Regions from separate parts of the Homo sapiens genome. Here region 1 is linked to region 2. Evidence: chromatin loops called from intact Hi-C (ENCODE). Cell type or tissue: PC-3. All regions are shown on one strand. Links, peaks and the distances in the headings refer to the core of each region. The heading gives the core; the rest is flanking DNA. Region 1 overlaps CETN3 (centrin 3). Region 2 holds the start of LINC01339 (long intergenic non-protein coding RNA 1339).

What was found. A loop is a pair of places that touch in the nucleus more often than their neighbours do. Peaks named below come from ENCODE experiments on the same cell type or tissue, not always from the same donor. Only the 100,000 strongest peaks of a DNase experiment are listed, where the experiment ranks them.
Region 1: it touches region 2 in a loop (10-fold over the local background); 7 of 110 quality-filtered maps call a loop at or near these places.

The regions. Positions count from the first base shown.
Region 1 is chr5:90,382,008-90,394,050 of GRCh38, reverse strand. It overlaps CETN3 (centrin 3), which reads left to right. Exons shown (of 5, transcript NM_004365.4): 5 at 1-1,794. Among named protein-coding and RNA genes, the nearest start is that of CETN3, 22 kb to the left of the region's middle. In PC-3, for the core only: a CTCF peak has its summit at 7,742 (motif pointing right); no DNase peak of the experiment used is centred there.
Region 2 is chr5:90,281,232-90,293,274 of GRCh38, reverse strand. LINC01339 (long intergenic non-protein coding RNA 1339) reads left to right here and starts at 3,204. Exons shown (of 6, transcript NR_120601.1): 1 at 3,204-3,379. In PC-3, for the core only: no CTCF peak of the experiment used is centred there; no DNase peak of the experiment used is centred there.

The DNA of each region.
Region 1 (12,043 bases), core at 6,268-8,767, 98 kb before region 2:
TAAACACTAAGAATGTTGCAGTTACCATCTTATATTCTATTTTTGTGCCTGGAGCCATGTGAAAAAAACCAACTTAGTTCTTTTATCCTAAAGGACCAAAAATAAGCATCTTATATATCTGTATTTTACTACTGTTAAGTTTCTTTGTATGAACTGTGTTGTTAGTACTCAGATAGTTTAGCTTTGTATTTATAATAGAGCTTTTATATAAAGTTTTAAAAATTGAATGTGTGATATGTGTTCTTTGAAGGTTTTTTAATTTAACATTTATAGTCACTTTTTAGTGCACACATTTTCCAGACTTTCGTTAATAAAATATTTATTTTATTAGAATTTTAAAGTTTGGTAAATTTGTTTTTATTCCTAGTATCTGTTAACCCTCAAGAGTGGATTTCTTAAATCTTCCCTTTATAATTTTACTAGTTTCTGAAACAAAAATTGAAATACAATTAGCAATAGAGTGGCACATTTTTCCATTACCTAACATTTCATCAATTTTGACATTCTATATTTTAATACAAGCTGACTCAATATAAGCCTAATTCCTTTTTTAAGAGTCCTGTCTTTGAGTTTAGAAGGAATAAGTATTGTGCAGATAGACCCATTTATCCTTGTGTATTATGTTTCTTAACTTGGTATCATTGTAAGTATGAAAGTTAATTTTCTTCTGAATATTTCCTTAAACAAATTGAATGAATACAATTTGAATTTTCTAACTTCTTGACTGAGAGATTTAAATTTTGGAATTTTGATTTGTTAAGGTAATTATCACTCAATTACATGTCACAGTGATGAAAATAGAAAACTGTAAGCCACAGAAATAATTTAAGTCTATGTTTTACCTATATGAAGGAACAGTCTGTGATTCACCAGGAAATAGTAGAGACACAGTTTCCAAGTACTGGTGGGCTCTTCTGCCTTGTAGAAGTGTATGTTAGGGGGAAACAAGTGGTTATGGAGATCGATCATAGAAAAAAATAGTACCTATATGGATCCTTCACTCATATCTAGTACTCGGTGTTATGGGCTCTCCCAGGAACGGAATTGAGTTGTCTATTTCAGCAATCTTTCTTTAGAATTCTTGTTTTAAATTTTTAAGTTTAAAGTGTAGTATCATTTGAGGCGCTTTAAATGTTGTGAGCCTTTTAAGAGTATTACATTAAGGGTTGTCCACTAGAAATTTAACACAAAATCAGTAGGGAATACTATAGCAGTAGTGACATTTCAAACAGTTATCTAGGAAGCAAGTGTATATTAAGTCATTCTTGTATTGCTACGAAGAAATACCCAAGACTGCATATTTTATAAAGAAAAGAAGCTTAATTGGCTTACGGTTCTGCAGGCTTTACAGGAAGCATGGTGCTTCTGCTTTTGGGGAGGCCTCAGGAAGCTTACAGTCATGGTAGAAGGCAAAGGGGGAGCAGGCACATCACATGGTGAAAACCAGAGTGAACAAGTGAGAGAAGTGCCAAGTACTTTGAAACCACCAGATCTCATGAGAACTCACTATTGTGAGGACATCTAATCACCTCCCACCAGACCTCACCTCCAGTACTGGGGATTACAATTCAACATGATATTTGAGTGGGGACAGATATACAAACTATATCAGCAGGTTAACTAGAGTAAAACTTAATTTTGAATACAAATTCAATGGTCACAGTCATTATATTCAGGGCAACAGACCTTGAAATTAAAAAATTTTTGTCGCACACTGATGAGTTCCCTCTGTCTTGATCATGAAATATATTGATTTCCAGGAAAGTGAAAAATAAAACAGTAAAAGTAAATCTAGTTTTGTGAGTCTTCTGTGACTTTATTGGAACAGTGAAGCTATTTTTTTGCCACTTTACGGATATATTGTCTTTTTTCTTTCTTTCTTTTTTTTTTTTTGTTTGGGTCAGAATCTCATTCTGTCACCCAGGTTGGAGTGCCGTGACATGATCTCGGCTCACTGCAACCTCCGCCTCCTGGGTTCAAGCGATTGTCCTGCCTCAGCCTCCCAGGTAGCTGGGATTACAGGCGCCTGCCACCATGCCCAGCTAATTTTTGTATTTTTAGTAGAGGTCGGGTTTCACCATGTTGGCCAGGCTGATCTTGAACTCTTGACCTCAGGTGATCCGCCCACCTCAGCCTCCCAAAGTGCTGGGATTACAGGCATGAGTCACCCCGCCTGGCCGTCTTTTTTGTTAATATACATAGTTTCTTCTTGGGATACTAACACATTTGTTTCTTCTCTTACTGTGGGTTAGAGAAGAGTGCTCATCTGGGCTCTTCATGTTTGTGGAAGACTTGCCTTACAGTAGGATATGAATTATTGTTGTTTCTTCTAGTATTCATAATCAGTAACTGTAGAGTGGAAAGGAAAAAATACTGACTAGTGGAGGTGGCTGTATGAAGAAAAGAGTGATTTTTTTTGTAAAAAGAGGGAGGTAAGATATTCGTCATATTTATCCTTATAATCCTACTTACCATGCAGTGGCATTTCATGATGTGAGAAAGTTATGTTACCTACTAAACTTGCTTAGTGCATTGTTACTCTGGTTTCCTGGTGAGCTTTGATGCTAGTCACTGGAAGTAAAATCTCTTAGGGATTTAATGGCGATGTGTTTTTTAAAGATTGTTTACAATGTTCTGATGACCAATGTGAAAAAAATAATTTAAAAAACCGTAGTATGTAACATTACAATTTTAACAGTGTAATATAAGGAATAGGTTACAATGGAGAACCAAAACAAAAGCAGAAAGGACACATAACTTCAGGTGGCAGCTACCACCCCTAGGCCTAGGGGACCGAGCTAGAGGTTGTGGTTACTAGACACTTTGGGGAGAGCTTCAGCAGAGCAGGGACTCAGACATTTGGGGAGGGGCCACTGGTAAGTGGTGGTAGTATAGTTAGGGAATGATGAGGCTGGTACGGGGAATGCTGAGAAAAAGCTGGAGACAAACCAAGTGTCGCTACTGGAATGAAGAGCTGTTGCTCTGGGAATGCTGGCAGGAATTACAAACAAACAGGAAACAGCAAGATTCTTTCCCTCTCCTGCCTTTATGTCTTTATCTTCTAGTCCTGCTATTAGTGGAGCCTAACAAAAATTCAGGTGGCAAAGGAGAAATGTAGTTTTCACAGTCCCAGCCCTAGTATTACACAGTTTGAGTGTAGAATAGTGGTTTGGAGTTGTGGGGAAAAAAGTAGTTCAATAACTAGCACAGCTGATTATGTATTTTATTATCTGAACCAGGTTACTTTTGAGAATGAAGGAGCTAGAGGGTAGGGGGGAGCTATTATTTAAGCTGGGATAACAGATGTAAATCAGAACTGTCCTAGGCAAATCGTAAGATTGATCTCTGGGAATAGTAACCACTGTTATTTTAGAGAAGTTACATATTTTAATCTTAATAACCTTTTGGGGTAGATACTGTAGGATTGTCTTTTACAAACATTTGGAGGGTTTAAATAACATGTTGGAGGTAATAGGTTGTAACTGAATTGGAATATGATCCCCAGCTGTTTTACTCTAGAGCCCACTCATAACTGATGCTATCTTCTTAACAATGACTTTTACGTACTCCCTCAAGATGTAATACATCAGACCTTTAAAACCACAAAACATGAAAGAGAATTTGAGCTTCAGAAGCTCAGCTGAAAAACATTCATGAAACATGTTGAAGTTAGCATGGCATTATATTATGTGCTATTCCATGTAAGTTAGTGTTTTGTGTCAGACCTCTGGAAGCTTATAATCTTAGATAACTATATAGTCATGGAGACAACACATTGAAAGAGTAGATCAGTTTGGAAAATAAATACATTAAAAATAGTGTTAAGCAAATACTTATTGAGAAAGTACACATTATTGAGTAGTGAAGACTTGTAAAAGGTTTTCATTTTGAGGGTAAAATTTAGGGAAACATTTTTCCACTTAATTTTTGTGGAGAAGATTTTATTTTAGGGACTGTTTAAAATGAAAGGAACTTTAGATTTAGAAGTGTGGTTGATAGAAGGTTGTGTGGGTGGTCTTAGGCATTAAGCCAAAGAGGAGGAGGGAGCAAGGTTTATGGACCTCAAGCTGGTAGTCTTAAAGCAAAGTTCTTGTAGGTCTCAGTTGAGGTGCATTGGTTGGAGGGGAGGGGTGGTCAGTAAAGGTCACTTTAATATTAGAATTGTGCAGAATTTGGGTTGTAAGCAGGAAATCTCAGAAGGAAATATGGCAGCCAACTGGATGAGAGCTTAGTTGCGTCTTGGAGATCTTGGAATAGATTTTCAGTTGGAATAGGTAATTTGTTTACCTTTCCTGATTCTGAATTCAGAATATACTGTAGTTAAACCATTCATTGAAAACTTCATCCTAGATGCTATGAAAAATTGCCAAATAAAATCTAAAATAAAACCAGGTTCTGGTTTATCTGAGCTTTATGATTGTATGTTAAAAGTTACCTTTGTGAGGTAAACTCTAAATACCAGGTGTTTTTATTAGTAATTTTATCTAACTGTCTACAGAAATCCAAATTACCTCTTTCATGAGAACTTTGGAAACCCATATGTCTTGTGCTATTCTGAGACTATGTAAAATATATTTTCATTATATGATGATTTTAGGAATATTACTAACATTTTATAGAATCAAACATCAGCAGGGTTACTTCCATTTTATACTTAATTAAGGATATTTTAAAATAGGTTTTCTTTATTCTATAATAAAATAAATAAGAGATAATAGAATCCCCGGAGTCCAACATTTCTGATTTAATATGCTTGTAACATTTGCCTAACACACCACTGTGCTCTCTGAAAAGGGCGATCATTTTCACTGTATGGTGTTACCTAGACTGCCTATCCCCAGGGTCTTCCAAAAGTCCATGTACGTTTGACAGCATGGAAACGTGTACTGTTGTAGAGCATAAATACTAGAGACTTATTGATGGAAGCCTATTTCTGATACGTAGCTTTTTAAAGACCACTCAATATACATAAACTAAATGTTAAGTGACAAAAATATTTTCAAATTATATTTCCTACCATTTAGGACCTCCTTAAATTTAACAGCAGGTTAAAGGTTTGGGGTTGGCTTATTTTTTAAGAAAATATACATTTTGATTGTTTTGAAAGTTTATACATTTAAGGTTTCTACCAAACAGGTAGATATAACCATACTTTCAGCAAGATTACATTTTCCTTTTTCTATTAAGATTTAAAATGTTCCATTAAATCTGAGTAGCTAGCCAAAACTGAGCTTTCCAGGAGACTTTCTATACCAGTCTTGCTGGGAGATAATTGTTGCTAATCTAAGTCCAAGGGATAGTGGGATGTTTTTCAACACTGGCAATAAAAACAAAATAACTCTTTCAAAGAGGGAGAAGCAAGATTTGGATTCTAAGAATTTTCCTTGTGAAAGAAAACTTTGTTTATATCTAATTGGTTGATTTCACTACTGTAGCAAAGATACAAGAAAAAAAACTGGGAAAGATTTTTAAAAACTAGAAAATTAACAGTCTATTTCATGTCGTTTGGGGAAAAATTAAATGACATTATGTTTGTGAAAATGTTTTGTGAATTGCAAAGTTATATTAAAATTAATTGTTATAGTTATGCTTCTTCTGTAGTTTGAATTATTGGCCTATGGGCCCAAGTGCTTATAGTTCTACAATCTGATCCTGGAAGTTCTGGGGTCTTGAGGGCCTCTAAGGAGCTGTTGGTTGTACCCAAACCTAGCTAGCTAGGATACTGCTTGGGGGTAAATTCTAAACTCAGATTAGTTTCTTTGGAGTATTCATAAACAGGTGAGCAAGGCAGTGTTCAGTCCATTTGGAGGAAATGTATTCTTAGGGAGCATGGATAAAATATATGCTATTAACATTTGGTTGAAATCAGCTTAAAAATCATGGTTTATAGTTCTACCTAAGTTATATTAAAGTCAAAGGTTTTTAAAAATTATTTTCAAAAAGCTAAACTTGATTGCTGGCAGCTATTAGGGTCTAAAGAGTTAATTCATGTGAAAAAGAGATAGAAAAGGCAAATCTTTTTAAAAGAGTTCTTAGTTTCTATTTTATTTATACTTTATGTAACATCTTTTTTTTTTCCAAAAAAGGATTGTAGCACACTTCTCCAACACAAATTCAGTAAGATTATTAAATTAGAAATAACAGATCACAAACTATATAGAAATAAGAAGAGACAAATGCAGTCAACTTCAGTTATTTGGGGTCAGATGGAGGAGTGTTCAGATCAACCATATTAAACATAGCAGAGACCTGGACAAGGCTCATCTCCCAACCAAGTAATTGCTGCTGTTTACCACTTTTGCTCTCACCTTCTCCCCCTTGTCTCCCACGAGATTAGAGAAGTGCTGAGTTAACGAGAGGCATGTCTGGTTAAAGTAGGGTTGAGAACCCAAAGGAGACCTTCCCAGCACTACAGGGGAGGGAAAACGCTAGACATCTGCTGTACTTTAATATTGTTAGTCTACAGACCAGTCAAATTGCTCCTATATAATCAAGAAATTTGTTCTAGGAACCCAGGATGAAATAAAAGGTGCATGAGGGCCTAGAGGTAAAGGAGAGCTTAATTTAGAATACAGCTTACAGTATGGATGTAGAGGTTTTCTGAAGTGTAAATTAATTCACATACTCTTTATTGGTTCAATGACATACTCCATATACTACTTACTTACTGAAAAAAATCAAGAAACATGAAATTAAAGAGATTAAGATTGCTGTAGTGTTTGACCATCTAAAAACATTGCTCAGGATTCTGATGAATTCAGTGTTGAGGAATACACCATCCATATCAATAGCTGCTTAGTTGTTCTTAAGCCTCAGGGAAACCAGAGATTTAGGGCTTATGTAGGGGAAATGTACAGGAGTCACAGGGAAATGGTGAGCGGCAGTGGGACGCTGATGCCAGAGAAAGGACTCATGGAGTGGTTATTGACCTATAGGTTCAAGAGATTTGCAGCTCTATAATCGGATCTTGGATGTTCTGGGATCTCCGGGACCTCTACAGTGTGGGAAACAGTTACAAAAAGATAGTATCATCTAAATTTCAGTTTTTGCCCCAGGCTGACACTGCTGGAACTTTCATTTTCAAGAGAGTATGGAATGAAATCTGGGTTCCATATTGTTCCAAGTTGATTATGCTTCTGGGTGGGCATCCACTGGTAGAACTGAATGGGAACACATGGTTCTGGTCTCACTTTAAGAACTCCTGTTTTATTCATGCATAGAAGTTGACACACTTTTTCCTTCCATTATATATCACTTGTTAAGGTATCACCTCATGTAACCCAACAATGAAGGGTGTATGTATCTCATGGTATTTCCATATGGTAATTGTCTTGTGAGTCTTCAATGAACAACGATTGTTCTTTCCCAGCTAAGGAGACATTTGCCTTGTATACAGGAATATATATATAGACCAATAAGAGGAATCATTAACTAGACTCTTATAATCTATGAATGTGATTTTTAAAAGCTTCATTATTTTGCATATTTAATTTTGTTAGTCTCTATCAACTAAGACTTTATGTTTTGGGGAATGTTCTTTCTAGGCAGAAGGGTTTGATTCCTGCAATTATGAATGTTACTAGGTACAAATTCACCTGCAGAAGGGATGACAGTCAATTCACAGGCCTTCTAAACTCCTTCTTTATTCATTTATTCAAGGAAGAATGGCACTTAATTACTCAAATTAAGATAGTGACTTGGAAAGAGAAAAATAGAACAAAATATATTTTCAATCTCCACCAGGGGGACCTATTGCTGCAACAAAAAAATGAATCTGAGGAAGAACATTTGTTTTACACAACAGTTACATGATATTATAGTTTTATTTTTTAAGTGTATACACCTATTTGAAAAAAAGTGCTTTTTATATTCCACATAATGGTATTTCTTGTGGTATAATTTTATTTTTACATTATATCTAGTAATTAAAATAGAAAAATAAACAAAATATGAGGTTTTCTTGATTTGTTAGTTAAGCTTTTTAAAAGTAGAATAAACTATTAAGTGAAAATATAAATTCAGTCTTTATTTGAGAAGAATTTCTGTTTAATATATCTACAAGATTACCTAAAGAAAGCAGAGAAAACTCTTTTTCATGAAAACATATCTTCCTAAATTTTGCGAATTCAGTATGTCTTATCCCCTACTCCACTGGCTTTTGTCTGGGATTTAAAGGCTTATAGTTTTTATGAAACATTTTCATACTATACTATTTATAATTACAAAATAGGTAAGTTCTATAATCACAAAGTTAGTAAATCTATCCTTTTGCCTCACTTCTAGTTGTGAGACATTCTATTTTCTGCTTTGAGATTATGCATGCTTTCTTAGCATCAAGTGCTATTTTATTTATTTATAGTCATATATATCTTAATATTCCTTATTTTTTACGGTTCAAATATTCTCTTTCTGAGAGCTGTATAATTTTCTAAATTCTAGATGTTTTTATCTGACTTATATGACTACCTCCTTTCTGAGTTCATTGATTAGAAGTGATTTATATTAATGGGTGTCAGTGGTGAAGAAAGTTTACCAACACTGTGGGACAGATATTACCATGTCCATTTCTCAGATCAGGAAATTGACGCTGAGAATGATTACGTTACTCAGTTAATGTAATGTTTTCTACCATATGATTCTAAGCCCAATATTATTAAACACACAGTTAATTTTAACACATCTCAGATATGAGCAAGCTATTGTTCTTGACATACTTCCTCAACCTAGACCAGATTAGTGAACTCATAATTTGAGTGTTAATGGGCCTTCTATCCCAGACATATTCTTCTGCGTGATAAATTCCTTGTTCTAAATAACTTATTTGGATAATTTTCCTTGTCCTGAATAAACACCAACCTACATAATACCATACTTTAGATGTAGCAAGAGATTTTTAAATATATATACTGCAATTATACATTTGGCCAAGCAAGGTTGTAATGATGCCTTTGAACTTTTGGTTACATGTACACACACATACAAACATAAACACACACACTACTTTTTTCTCCAAATAAAATTATTAACTCTACCTTATGAAGAACTGAATAAAGTTCAATAATAATGAAATAAAAATTTACATTAGACATATGAAATCACTCATATTAATGAAATGCAAAATTAAAGTACACCGAGGTACCACTTTTACTTATTCAATTATTTTTGTAATATACTCTGTTAAATGCAAGGAGGAGGGGAAATAAACCAGAATCCTTTCACTGCTGGCATTACAAATTGGTACAACTCCCACAGAGGGCAATTGGTAACATTACAAATAACTACACCACATGATCTAACAGATCTCTTGGAATTTAGCCTATGGATATACTTGTACACATGCAAAATTGTTTATGTTTAAGACTATTCATTATAGGTTTTTTATAGCGAAAATTGGAAACAAATCAAATGTCCCTTGTTGGGAGGCTAAATAATTGGAATACTATACAGCTGTTAAAAAGAATGAGCAAGAGGTCTATACTGATATGCAAAGAGCTTCAAGCAATATTAGATGAAAATGGCAAAATGCAGAACAGTCTTATAGTAATCTATTTGTGTAAAAAAGGAGGAATAAGAATATATATTTATATTTCATTTTATATACATAAAGAAACTCTTGAAGAACACATAGAGAACTAATAAAAGTGATTACCTGCTTGGGATTGGAGGCAAAGAGGCAACTGGTGACAGACAGGGGTAGGAAAGACACTTATTTTCTTTTGCTAGAATATTCTACCTATATTTTAAAAAGTGTGTGTGAGAGAGAATGAGAGAGAGGGAAAGAGAAAATGTGTAAGTCGAGTTTAAGTAGACACGTATACTTTTACTCCCTAAGATGACAGTAAAGGGATATTTTTAAAAAGGTACATACCCACAAGGACAAAAAGAATGGAGGAGAAAGAAATAGCAAAAATTTTGGAAGCTAGAAGGCAGATGAATGAATAATATTGACTCAGCAAACTTAGAAAGCCAAATTCTTTGTTGCTGACTTGGGAAAAGCTGAGAAACTTTTACACTGCAGAATATCCAGAAGGTTCAGGAATTGGCATTTCCAGGTACCTCTGAAAATGAGATTGAAAATGGGGCTAAAAATAGGAAGATTGGTTGAAAGTTTCCTTAAGAGGCCATTAAATAAATCCCCAATTGTACAGGTGGGCAACTGCCTTTACCCAACTTGATGGGGTTAGTCTCCAAAGCAGATAGAACAAAACCTCTCTGGATTGACATGCATCAAGAAGAGTAGTGGTGGTAGGGTGGGGTATTGCGGAGGTCGGGAGGAGCAATACTTGCTGAAAAAAGGGATTAATTGAACATTTGCATATTGAATATTCAGACTCCTCTCTCTAATCTTTCTTTCTCCACTTAGCTCTCAGAGTGTCCACAATAAGTCTAGGCAAAAGATGCTTCTTTGGGAAATCTGAGCAGTCAAGAGAAAAGACAACTGAAGAACCAATGAAATGACCAGCCAGAACCCCCTATAGTATAGATCACAGTTGACAGGCTCCAGGTCGCATTCAGAGCTTTCAGATAACTTTTTAGTACTGCACAAAAAGTTAAAACTCACCAAGTGAGGAAAGCTTTATTTAAAATTTTTCTTTTTGAGATGGAGTCTTGCTCTGCTGCCCAGGCTGGAGTGCAGTGGAGTGATCTTAGCTCACTGCAACCTCCACCTCCTGGGTTCAAGCAATTCTTGTGCCTCAGCCTCCCCAGTAGCTGGGATTACAGGCATGCACCACCATGGCTGGCTAATATTTGTATTTTTAGTAGAGACGTGGTTTCACCATGTTGGCCAGGCTGGTCTCAAACTCCTGGCCTGAAATGATCCCCCTGCCTTGGCCTTCCAAAGTACTAGGATTACAGGCATGAGCAACCGTGCCTGGCCATGAAGAAAACTTTTAAAATAAAAGCTAAAGACCGTAGTGGAGGGGTCATAGCTGAGTGACTAAAATGTGCTACCTTGCCCGAGGTTACATCCTTTCCCCAGAAGGAGCCCATATTCAAAGGCTGGTCTGTTAGGATGGGCCTTAATCCAATCTGACTGTTATCCTTGTAAGAAAAGATTAGTCCTGAATTGCAATGAGTACAGAGGGAGGCACCACAGATGCCTGAGCACAAAGAAAAGACCATATGAGGACACAGTGAGGGAACCATCTCCAAGCCAAAGGGAGAGGCTGCGGGAGAAACCAAACCTGCGAACACATTGATCTTGGACTTCCAGCTTCCAGAACTGTGAGAAAATAAACTTCTATTATTTAAGCCACCCAGTCTATGTTATTTTGTTATGGCAGCTCTTGAAATCTAATACATTATTAAATTGTGGAAAGATTTGGAAATAAATACCAAAAGATTAAATTTTAAAAACTGAAACACAGGTTGCTTCTGGGAAACAGAATATAAGGGCAGGGAAAGAGATTGTTGTTGTTGTTGTTTAAATAAAAGTTTATCAAACTTGTTGACTCCTTAAACTATGTTTGTTTGTTTATTTATTTATTTTGAGACAGGGTCTCATTCTGTCACTCAGGCCAAAATGCAGTAGCACAAAGACAGCTCACTGCAGCCTTGACTTCCTGGGCTCAAATGATTCTCATGCCTCAGCCTCTTGAGTAGCTGGGACCACAGGTGCGCCCCACTGGCTAGTTTTTCGATTATTTGTAGAAACAGGGTCTTACTTTGTTGCCCGGGCTGGTTTTAAACTCTTGGGCTCAAGTGATCTGCATGCATCTGCCTCCCCAAGTGCTGGGATTACAGGCATGAGCCACTGTGCCTGGCCTAAACTACGTATATTTATAATGTTGATAAAAACACAAACAAACCAAAAAGGTAGTGTCTGATAAATGAGAATTATTTCTTGTCTCTTTCATCTGGATAGTGAGGTTTCAGGTGAGACTCTCAAGCACCGTGGACATTGGGGGCTCTATAGAGGATGCCATCAATAGGGACTAATGGCACATTAGGCACTTTCTATAAATGCAGGCTACATTTAGTCTAGCTTATTAATATCCTGGTAGCTCCTTGGGACTCCTGGTTCATGGACAGGAACCTGGAT
Region 2 (12,043 bases), core at 3,226-5,725:
CTCCCTCCTTTGTGCCTTTAATCTTTCATACCATTTCCTTCATTAGGTTTTCCCATTTAGTTTTCAAATAAAACCAATTTAACTAGCAGATCTCCAGACAAATGGCTTAGGCTTGGAGTCCACCTTGTGTCTGCACCATGCTTGTCAGAATCTTGTGAGTGGCATTTCCAAACTCAGCTCTTGAGAAATTGATAATTGCCCTTGAATTGTTAAGAAGTTAAGCATCTTAATATTGTTGAATGACTTTGGACTGATTGATAAAGTTGGGTGTATGCTGCAAATGAGGGGTGGGAGTGCTTGGCAGTTCTCCAGAGAATGTTAGATATTGGGAAGAACACAGAAGGAAACTTGATACAATTCAGGAATTTGTAGAAGGGTTATGGAACAGTGTTGGGTCCTGAATATGGTTGAATGATGTTCAAAGTTGCTCCCTACCTGGAAGGAGCCAAGAAGAAGAAGAACTTGGTTAGGTGACGGGGACAGGATATCTTTTAGTGGCTGCTATTATATCTTTGAGTGAGGGAATCAAAGGTGACTAAGACCTATCCTTAAATAGCGAATATTGTTGTATTTTTCAAAGAACGAGTGCCATCAAAGAAGCAAAGCCAAATATAAACAACTACAGTTCAAAGCACAGTTTAAGTCCAAGTGGCTAAGCAAGAGAAGGAATCTTCACAAGGAGCCAAGATTATTAACAAGCATAAACCACAGTGAAGATGGCAGGAGGGGAGGGGTTAAAAAGGGATGAGATAGGAATGACTCCAGAGCTCACAATTGGATAGCTATTACTGTTTATTCATTTACTGTAAACTTGGAAGTTAAAAGCAATTGGAGAAAACTCAGGAAGTAGAAGTTTGTAGAAGCCAATCAACATGGTTATCTGACTTTTTTCAGAAGTCAGACTGTTAAACACTTCTGTTCAACAGGGCAGAGGAAATAGAAGAGAATAATTAGAAGTTTTAGGCTTTGGAATTGGCCTGGCAGATAGAGAGTTAAAAGGGTTGAAGTGGGGTAATTAAAGAGATTAGTGAACTAAAAAGACCATGCTTAAAAAATGAATTTCTGATTTGCTGGGAAGACTAGTTACTAGGAAACAATTGCCATGATGGAGCTAAATGAAGTAGGCTGCAGTAGTATAAATTCCTACCAAAGTTCTGATGAGATATTACTTCCTCTTATTTGGAATCAACTGTCCAAAAATCACATTCAAAATAACTTGCCCCTTTTCTTTGTTTATATTTTAAAATTTTATTTCTTCTTTTATGCTGTAAAGGAAGTTTGAAGCATTAACTTTTAATTTATCTATACAATGGAATATAGCTCTGTAAGAGGTTTGAAGATATGATACATGTGAGAAATGTACCTTCTACATTATTCATGTAACAAGCTGAGCTAGAAGAAATCTTACATTCTTGATCACTGTAGGACTAGAGCAAAAATGACTGGTTAGTCCAATTTGATGCTTGCCCGGTGACATCTCTGGGGGAGGTACATGAGTGAAAACCTGGAGCCATAAATGTATCACCACGTGGCTTTAAGGTGAACTACAGCAAATCAAACTTGCGGTTTCATGTTCAATTCAACCACAGCCTGTAGACCTGGATTATTTCAAATATAAATAAAGAAAATATGTGGTAAATTTCTAATCTGTGGGCTCATTGTAACTAGCTAATCTATATGATTCGGAAATAAAGTTTGGAGCTGAACTTTCTAGAAGCTAGTCTGTGTCAACTGAATATTTTCTGGATCCTGTCTCTACAATTTCTTACAATTTAAGCCTCCAGTCTACACAAGCAGCATAATTATATTTGGACCAGAAAGCATGGTATTCTTTTCTTGCAACAAACTTTCACACGTGAATTTTAGAGCTATGAAACTGTCTTCTTGTTGTTCTCAAAATGAGTATGAGCCATAAACAAATGGACAAACTACATGTCTAAAATGCCATTTCATGGACAAGTTTTAAAATTTACCATCTGCAGCCTACGTCTGAAGGGCAAATATTGCTTATGAAAATAATGATCTTTAGAGGTCTGTTTGGTCTCTACACATAGTGGAGTAATAGCCCTTAGGCTAGAAAGTGGTAAAGATGTTAACAGTTTAAGGTGGCCTTAAGTGGCAATGGACAAATTTGGACTAATATCTATTTGTGACTATTAAGAAATCCATGACTTTTATCCATCACACACACACAAGCACACAATCAGTGTCACCCAATTAAGAACGACTCCTCTTGTGTAACTAACTAAATTCCTTTGGCTACCAAGTCTATATTTTCTGCTTGATGCAGATATCTGGTCATTCCTTCCCAGGTGCCCGCTCTTTGTGTTTTCTACAGACTTTTCATCCTCAGTGGCCACCTGGTTTATATGCCTTTTGTTTGATTCTAGCTCCCATCTCCCTCGGTTCTGAATAGTTTTGCAGAGATCAGCATATTCTATTTCTTGCTGAATGCCTCTCTTTCTCTGAGTTACATTTTTTTTTGTACTCTCATTTAATCTTTTTCTTGCCTCTCTTCTAATTAACTCCATCGTTGCCTCCTTCATTATGCTTGTAATGAGGTCACCGAGGTGTTCCGAAATTTCTGCTTTTCCCATCTGCTTCAGGGTTCCAATTAGTTTCCTTTGGAAATCTGAAGTTTTGCTTAGTAGAAGCTTCCAATAAAGCTAACTCTAGGATGGCCTCTTTTCCTTCATCAGTTCAAATGAAAACTTTCAAGATTATACAGGCTCTCAATGGTGTAAAAGGCATCATTTTCTCTAGCATAGAAATGGAGTTAGAGACAACAACAGTTGAGCTACACAGAAAATTTAAATATCTTTTGAAAGAGTGTGAAGTCTGTTCTTCCAGATTGCAAGTAGATGCAGGTGAGAAATTTCAGAAAGACACTTTTATCCACACTTGGACGTGAAGGGTATGTAGCTAACACAACAAAATGAATTTTAAAGAAAATTTGCAAATAATATATTTTAAGGAAAAAGTTTTTAAACTTTAATATCGTGCTCCTAGAGCATCATTTTCATATAGAATTTTGCAACAGACCATTTTTTTTTAGCCACTGCTATGGACTGAATTGTGTCCTCCTCTAAATTCACATGTTGAAGCCCTAACCCCTAATGTGACTGTGTTTGGAGACAGGGACTGTAAACAGGTAATAAACGTTAAGTGAGGTCATAAAGGTGGGGCTCTAATCTGAGAGAATTTTTGTCTTTATAAGAAGAGGAAGATCGACCAGAGCTCTCTCTCTCTTCTCTAGGCATGTGCTCTGAGAAAAGGTCATCTGAGGACAAAGTACCCGTCTGCAAGCCAGGAAGAGAGCCCTTGCCAGAAACTAAACCCCGCTGGAAACTTGATTTTGCGCTTTCCAGCCTCTAGAACTGTAAGAAAATACATTTCTGTTGTTTACATCACCTAAACTGTGGCATTTTGTTATGGCAGCCTGAACAGACTAATACAGCCATTACAAGTAATTCTTTTATAAGAGAGAAGCACTTGTGTAGTTTGTAAAGCAGAACCTAAGTCTGCTTTATACAGTAAAATCTTACCTATATACAATAAGAACTTCCCTAAGTTAAGAAATATAGGAGAAAATGAAACCTTCATTTGTTGCTGGTGGGAAGATAAATTGGTATAGCCACTTTGAAAACAGTTTGGTATTTGCTCAAAATGTTAAACACAGAGTTACCGTATTACCCAGCAATTTTACTACTTGGCAGATAAGCAAAAGAAATGAAGGCATACAACCACACAAAACCTTGTATATGAATGTTTATAGCAGCATTATTCCTGATAGCCAAATAGTGGAAACAACCCAAATGTCTATCAAGTGATGAATGGATAAATAAAATATGGTATACCTACACAATGAAATATTATTTGGCTATAAAAATAAATAAAGTACTGGCATGCTACAACATGGATGATCCTTGAAAACATTATGCTAAGTGAAGGAAGCAAATCACAAAACTATATGTTGTATAATTCCATTTATATAAAATGCCTAGAATAGTCAAATCCATAGAGACAGAAAGTAGATTAGTGGTTGCCTGGAGCAAGGGAGTGCAATGTTGGGGGTGATTGCTAATTAAATGGTATGTAGAATCTCTTTCTGGGAAGATGAAAATGTTCTAGAATTTAGATTGTGGTGATTGTTGTACCATCCCGTGAACATACAAAAAACACTTTAAATGGGTGAACTGTATGATGTATGAATTATATTCCAATAAAGCAATTGAAGAACTGTACATATCCTTACATATACACATACACAGAAACATACAGCAAGAAAACATAAAATATCAATAAATGTTTCATATGTGTTTTCAGCTGAGTTTCTACTCACTTCTTTCGACATATATATATATATATATATATATATATATATAATTTTGTATACTGAATATAGTTTTCAATAACCAGAAAATAAATAAATATTATAAACAAAGTAAATGTTCTAAACTCTCCTGCCCTGGGCAAGGTTGTTCTCAGAGATTTCCCAACTAATAACAATGACAAGAACAACTCCTATCCACTCAAACTCTCTTCATCTATTGTTTACTATGTGCTGCTACCTGCTGGAAAGACAAGCTAAATAAAGTATATAAGCTCCTTGAGGATAGGGACTTTATTTTTATTCACTACTGTGAATAAAGAAAACTCTCAATTTGGTGAATGAATTAAAACCACAATGAGATACCATCTCACACCAGTCAGAATGGCTATTATTAAAAAATCAAAAAATAACAGATGCTGCTGAGACTGTGGAGAAAAGGGAATGTTCATACACTATTGATGGGAATTTAAATCAGTTCAGCCACTGTGAAAGGCAGTTTGGAGATTTCTCAAAGAATTTAAAATACAACTACCATTCGACCCAGCCATCCCATTACTGGGTATATACTCAAAGGAAAATCAATTGTTCTACAAAAAAGACATACACACTTGTATGTTCATCCCAGTGCTATTCACAATAGCACCTAAGTGCCCAATGATGGTGGATTGCATAAACAAAATGCCATACATACACCCCATGGAATATTACATAGTCATAAAAAGATAAAATTACGTCCTTTGCAGCAATATGGATCCAGGCTGGAGGCCATTATTCTAAGCAAAAATCACAGGGACAGCATGTTCTTATTTAGTGGGAGCTAAACATTGAGCACACATGGACATAAAGATGGAAACAACAGATACTGGGGACTACTGGGGTTGAGGGAGAGTGTGTGAAGGGTATGGGGTAAAAAACTACCTGTAGGGTACTATGTTCACTACTGGGTGACAAGATCATCTGTACTCCAAACCTTAGTGTCATGTAATATACCCATGTAACAAGTCTGCACTTGTATCCCATGAATTTAAAATGAAAGTTGAAATTATTTAAAACAAAAAAGAAAAAAGAGATGAATGAAGACATCACTGTATTTTCTTTCAGGCAGGTCACAATCTAGTGTGGTTGTGTGGAGTGCAAAAACAGGCAGTGGTTTACTAAGCATAGATACAGGGTGCTGTGGGAACATTTAGGAGAGACACAAAACCCAGGATAGGGTATTTAGGACAGGCATCTTTCGGAAGATAATTTTTTTTTTTTTTGAGACAGAGTTTCGCTCTTGTTGCCCAAGCTAGAGTGCAATGGCACAATCTAGGCTCACTGCAACCTCTGCCTCCTGGCTTCAAGTGATTCTCCTGCCTCAGCCTCCCGAGTAGCTGTGATTACAGGCATGCGCCACCATGCCCGGCTAATTTTGTATTTTTAGTAGAGACGGGGTTTCTCCATGTTGGTCAGACTGTCATTGAAATCCCGACCCCAGTTGATCCGCCCACCTTGGTCTCCCAAAGTGCTGGGATTACAGGCATGAGCCACTGTGCCCGGCCATGGAAGATAATTTCTCAGCTGAGTCCTGAAGAATGAATTGGTAGCAGGGAGGGAAGAAATTCTAGGCAGATAGAGTAGCCTATATCCTAAGACCCAAAGATGAGCTGGTGCATAGTCCACTCAAGGGATTTCAAAAGCTGTGGTTAAGTTTGGAGTGTTGAGTGAGTGTGGGTTGTAATGAGAGATGAGGTTGGAGGAATTTCAGAGGGTATAGATAATAAATCATAAAAAGCTCTACATGGAGTGATTTTATCTTAAGGCAATGTGAATCATTAGAAGGGTTTTATTTAGAAGGTGACTCTATTATGTTTGTACTTCTCTTGGTTTTGCAGACTATGCCATTTAAGTTCCTTTATTATGGTAGGTATTTACCTACAGGCTAGCCAGGACTAAGTTCAAAATAAAAAGAGAAGACTTTTTGGGTCTTTAATTAAAAATTCTTTTTTTTTTTTTTTGAGACAGAATCTCGATCTGTCACCCAGGCTGGAGTGCAGTGGCATGATCTTGGCTCACTGCAACCTCCACCTCCCCGGTTCAAGCTCTTCTCCCGCCTCACTCTCTTGAGTAGCTGGAATTATAGGTGTGTGCCACCACACCTGGCTAATTTTGGTATTTTTAATAGAAAGGGGGTTTCACCATATTGGCCAGGCTGGTCTTGAACTCCTAATCTCAAGTGATCCGCCCACCTCGGCCTCCCAAAGTGATTAGATGACAGGCGTAAGCCACCGTGCCCCGCTGTTAATTAGAAATTCTATTGCTTATGTGGCTCTCCCAGCTTCACTTCTTACACTGTTGATGAGGAAGTTGGGGTCCTAGTTGGGCCGGTGCTCTAGACTTGGTTGGCGGGAGCAGAGAGCTATGACTGTCAACGGAACTTCACTCTGGAGAGGTTTTACTGAAGGCTGTACTTTAAAGTGATCAGAGGCTCCAGCTGGTATTTCTAGCTCTCCCTAGATCTTCCACTGAGCAGATGCAGCCTCACCTTCCCCACTCAATATAGTTTTTGGTATTTTGGAGATCCTACCTGACAGGTGACTCCTTAGTTAAAGTTATAATTACTCTGGATGATATTTTAATTTTACCTGGCATTTTAAGCGCATAATATTTAAGCCATCTCTATCACTATCTTGGGTGGTAATGACGGTATTTTCTATGTATTTTGACTGGTATAAATAATGTCTGGCTTTTAACCTTATAAGCATTGTACACAATGAACCATATTCAAAGCCAAAATTATACACAACTAACCAGAGGTGGAATCATTAAATGCTTTCATGTGGGAAGGGAAGAATTCAGTGTAGAGAATGAGTTTGAAAGCAAGCTATTGGAGTGATCCATGTGAGGAACAATAGTGGCCTGACCTGACTTGGTAAGATGGCAGAAAAGTTGAAATGGCTAATGTATGAGCAAGTAGACATGGTAATGAATATGATGATAATAAGAATAGGGAACACTTACAAATAGCTTTGGTTTGTGCCAGGCAGTGTACTATGTTCCTTACCAAGGTTATCTTATTTTCTTTCTTTAATCCTCACAGCTGACTTTGTGAGTTACAGCTCTATCACTGATTTAGACACATCCCAACGTTGACTTGCATGGTGCTCTGACTCACCTTCTGAGCAATTTTAGCCATTGTCATACTGGTTTTCTATCAGTTCTGTCAACAGGCCTTGTTGTTTCTGACTTAGGGCCTTTGTGGATGCTGTGCTCTCTGTCTGGAATGCTCTGTACTCCCAGTCCCTCCAAACCCCAACTCATAGACATTTACCTAGTTAACATCTACTTTTAGATCTCAGATCAAATACTCCTTTCTCAGAGAGGCCTTCCTTGAGCCCCAAGTTCAGGTGAAGTCCAATTTTTTCATGATTTTATAATACTACACACATTTCTTTCCAATGATAATACCAGTCGTAAACTGATGTGTACTTAAGTGTTTAGTGGAATCATTGTTATTTCCTATACTAGGTTATAAAGTCCATGGGAATAGGAACTATGCTCAGATTTCAGTTTTATTTATTTATTTATTTAGAGACAGAGTCTCAGTCTGTTACCCCAGCTAGAGTGCAGTGCTGCAATTATAGCTCACTGAAACCTCAAACTCCTAAGTTCAAATGATCCTCCCACCTCAGCCTTCTGAGTAGCTGGGACTATTCGTATGCACCACCACACCTGGCTAATTTAAAATTTTTTTTCGAGACAGGGTCTCGTCATGTTGCCCAGGATGGTCTCGAACTCCTGGCCTCAAGCAATCCCCTCGCCTTGGTCTACCAAAGCTCTGGGAATTACAGGCATGATCTACCCTGCCTGGCTTATTTATTTTTAATCATCATGATATTTCCAGAATTTATCACATTGCATGGCATGCAGTAAGCATTCAATTAATGTTACTTGGATAGATTGTAAACTTGGAGACTTTCACTTTCCCTTATTTACTTTTCAAAATCTATTAGTTTACAATAGTTTCCTTATTGTACCTATGTCATCCCTTCACAACACTCAGAGTGGCCACAAGCACTCCAACAACTTATGCACTTTAGGCTGTCTCCAGAATGATGATACTCATCATATTTCTGTGACTTCCAACTTCTATCTGCCTCCTGGATTCACTCCTTTTCCTGTTACCAGCATTGCTCCAATGAGAACAAAGACTTTTAATTTTGCAGATTCATGATCAAACATGGAGATGTGTGCTTTTGAGTTGACCATTATTCAAGTCAAAACCTGGAGCAGTTATTTTTGAGCAAAAGGATGAGGAATGATCAAAGGCTTGGAATTTTTAGTGCAAATAAGGGTTGGTTCATGCATTTTAAAGGCATGACATTCATAATATCAGAGTGCAAGATGAAATTGCTAATGTAGAGAGCAGTACAAGAAGGTAGTAAGACTTTCGGCTTCAAAGGCAGGAGAAACCAGCAACTTGATCACTTTGTCTGCTTGAGAAAAAAAAAAGAGAGAGAGACAGAAAAGGAGACATTTTGAATTGGGTTTTCAAAAAGGCAAGAAATTACAAAATTGAACCCATTTTAAGATTTTCATTATGTAAAAAAATTGTATGTATATGTGAAAGGGAAATGACAAGGTGAAATAGTTTTTTCTTTGAAGGAAACAAGATTATAGGGTGAACTATTTCTTTATTTTGTTTTGATTTACATTTATATTGTCATACGACACATATATTTTTCAAGGAACTCCAAATCTTCTTTAAAGTTTCAAGGTATAATTTACAGAGTAGATCTACTATATGTGATGTTCCATGTTACATCATTTTAGTTAATCCCAACAATGACCCTGAGAGGAAGATGTTGAGCCGGAGGCAGGAGGAATTCTTGAGTCCAGGAGTTTGAGACAAGCCTGGGCAACATTGTGAGATCTCGTCTCTACAAAAAATAAAAAGTTAGCTGGGTGCAGTAGCACACACCTATAGTCTCAGCTACTTAGGGGGCTGAGGTGGGACAATTACTTGAGTCTGGGAGGCCAAGGCTGCAGTGAGCAGTGATCATGCCACCCACTCCAGCCTGGGTGACAGAGGAAGACCTTGTTCCAAAAACAAAACAAATGAAAAAAAAATGAAAGATAAAAAATTGCTTTAGAAGTTGAACAAGTTAAAAAAAAGAGATACTTTTTGTGTGTTGTAAGAGGTAGACCTAGGAGTTGAACCCTGCTTGATCTGATTCCAAGCTTAGTTTTAATCCATTGTCCTACTCTGCCTCTTTTCAGGGTAACGGGACACAGTCTTCTTAAAGAAGACTTTCCAAATTCCCTGAAACTGCTGAAAATATTTCTTCCTCTGCTGCTTTATTTAAATTAATGAGTTATTTCAATAAATAATTTATTTATTAATTATTGTTAAATATTAATATTTATTAAACATTTGGTGCACATATGCCAGTGATTGTTGTACTTTCTGCCTTTTTTTTTGTTGTTGTTGTTGTTGTTGAGATGGAATCTCACTCTTGTTGCTGTGCAGTGGCGTGATCTTAGTTCACTGCAACCTCCACCTCCCGGGTTCAAGCAATTCTCCTGCCTCAGCCTTGCAAGTAGCTAGGATTACAGGTGCCTGCCACCACGCCCAGCTAATTTTTATATTTTTGGTAGAGATGGGGTCTCACCATGTTGGTCAGGCTGGTCTCAAACTCCTGACCTCAGGTGATCTGCTCGGCTCGGCCTTTCAAAGTTCAGGGATTACAGGCGTGAACCACCGTGCCAGGCCATGTTGTAGTTTCTGAGTGAACAAGAGTGAATACAATGAATGAGGTCCTTACTCTTAGACTATTCTAGTAGAAGAAAGATAATAGATCTCAAATTAGCAAATAAGAAAGTTATGAGATCACAGTAAGTGATACTTAGAGAATGAATGTTGACTATCTGATTGTGATGACTTATTGGAGCCCAGAAGCTGCTTATTAAATAACATAATGGGAAGACCTCTCTGAGGAGCAAACGTTGAAGTTGGGATCCCAATGACAAGAATGATCCCAGCAGAAGAGCAAGTTTTTACCAAGGCCCTGTGGTAGAAACCAGAATATGTTCAAGTAATGGCAAGAGAAGACCAGTGTCACCAGCTCGTAAAAGATGCTAGAGAGAGACGCAGTTGGAAAAGTAGGATGTAGCCAGCTCATGAAGGGATTTGTAAGCCAGAGCAAGAAAAATGGATTTTAGTTTAATGGACATAGGAAGTCATTGGAGGATTTTAAGTGAAAAAATGTTATTCTTGCTGCTGTGTGGAAAATGGATTGTTGGGGAGCAAAAGAGTCGGGTCAGGGACATGAGTCAGAAGGCTATTGTGATATTCCCAGTGGGAGAAATGGCAGTGGTTTTGATGGGAGCAGTGGTTCTTAAATGAAAGTGTTCATGGGAATCACCAGAAGGGAGGGCTGAACAAGCTGATAGACCTGCTTCTTCCCCCTGGGGTCTGATTCAATACAAGTGGGATGGCGCCCATGTTCGCAGGTTGTGCTGATGCTGATTCTACAAAGGACAAAGGTGTTAGTAATGGAGATAAAAGGGGAAAGATTCAGGATGTATTTTAAAGTTGAGACTATAGAACTTGCCAATGGATTGAATTTAGGGAGTAAGAAAAGAAAAGAATCAACATTTAGAATTCTGGGGAAGTGCTAGAGGTGCTTTTTACTGAAATGAGGAGGTCTCAGGAAGGAACAGGTTTTGGTTGGAGAGGAGTAAGGGAAGAATCAAGATTTAATTGAATTAAGGGGAAATTATGAAGATGTTACATTTTATACATTTATACTGGATTGTATTAAGTAATTTTAGATGATTTATTAAGGTGATCTAATCTTTTCACTGAGGCAGTGGGGCTGGTACAGAGAACACAGCTAGCTTGAGCAGGTCCCAGTGAAGTGATGGAGGCCAGAATGGGGGCTGGAGCTAAAGAGGGCACATGGAGTCAGGAGTGGTAATAGGCACTTTCAGTCCCAGCTACCCTGGAGGCTGAGGTGGGAGAATTGTTTGAACCAAGGAGTTCAAAACCAGCCTGGGCAACATTAGTGAGACGCTGTCTATAAAAAAGTAATAATAAATAAAAATAAATAAATAAAATGAAGAAGGCACATGGGGGTGGTTGGAAGCTGTCTGCATGATTCAAGTCAGGTGGAGGAGTGAAGAGGAGTGACTGAATTAGAATGATGTCAGGAATAAATATGTAGGATTCTATACAATGGCATTATCTGATGTTTTTGTCTGGGACTTATGGGCTGCAATGTGGTTTGATGAACCAGGGCAGTTTACAGGATGAGTGGCAAGACATGAGCCTGGTTATTAATAATTACACATAATACTACTAACAACAACTAACCTTTATTGAGCGCATACACTTTTCTGGGCATTGCTGAGTGCTTTTCATAGGTTATCTAATTTAACTCTTACAATACCCCATGAGATAGGTGCCATTATTATTCCATTTTTATAATTCGGGAAACTGAGTCTGAGAGGATAACTTGCCTGAGGTCACATAGCTAGAAAAATTATAGAGCTGGGATTCATACTTTGTGCTGTTCAATATTTTAGAAAGTTTTTATCTGTACAAGTCTAAAACAGACATTTTGGGGGTACTAAAGAGCTCTTTTCTGCTTTGCTTACAAAATGTTTAATGTTAGGCTTTAGGCAAGAACATGCACCTCTGCCCCCCCGCCCCACTGCCCCTTTATAACA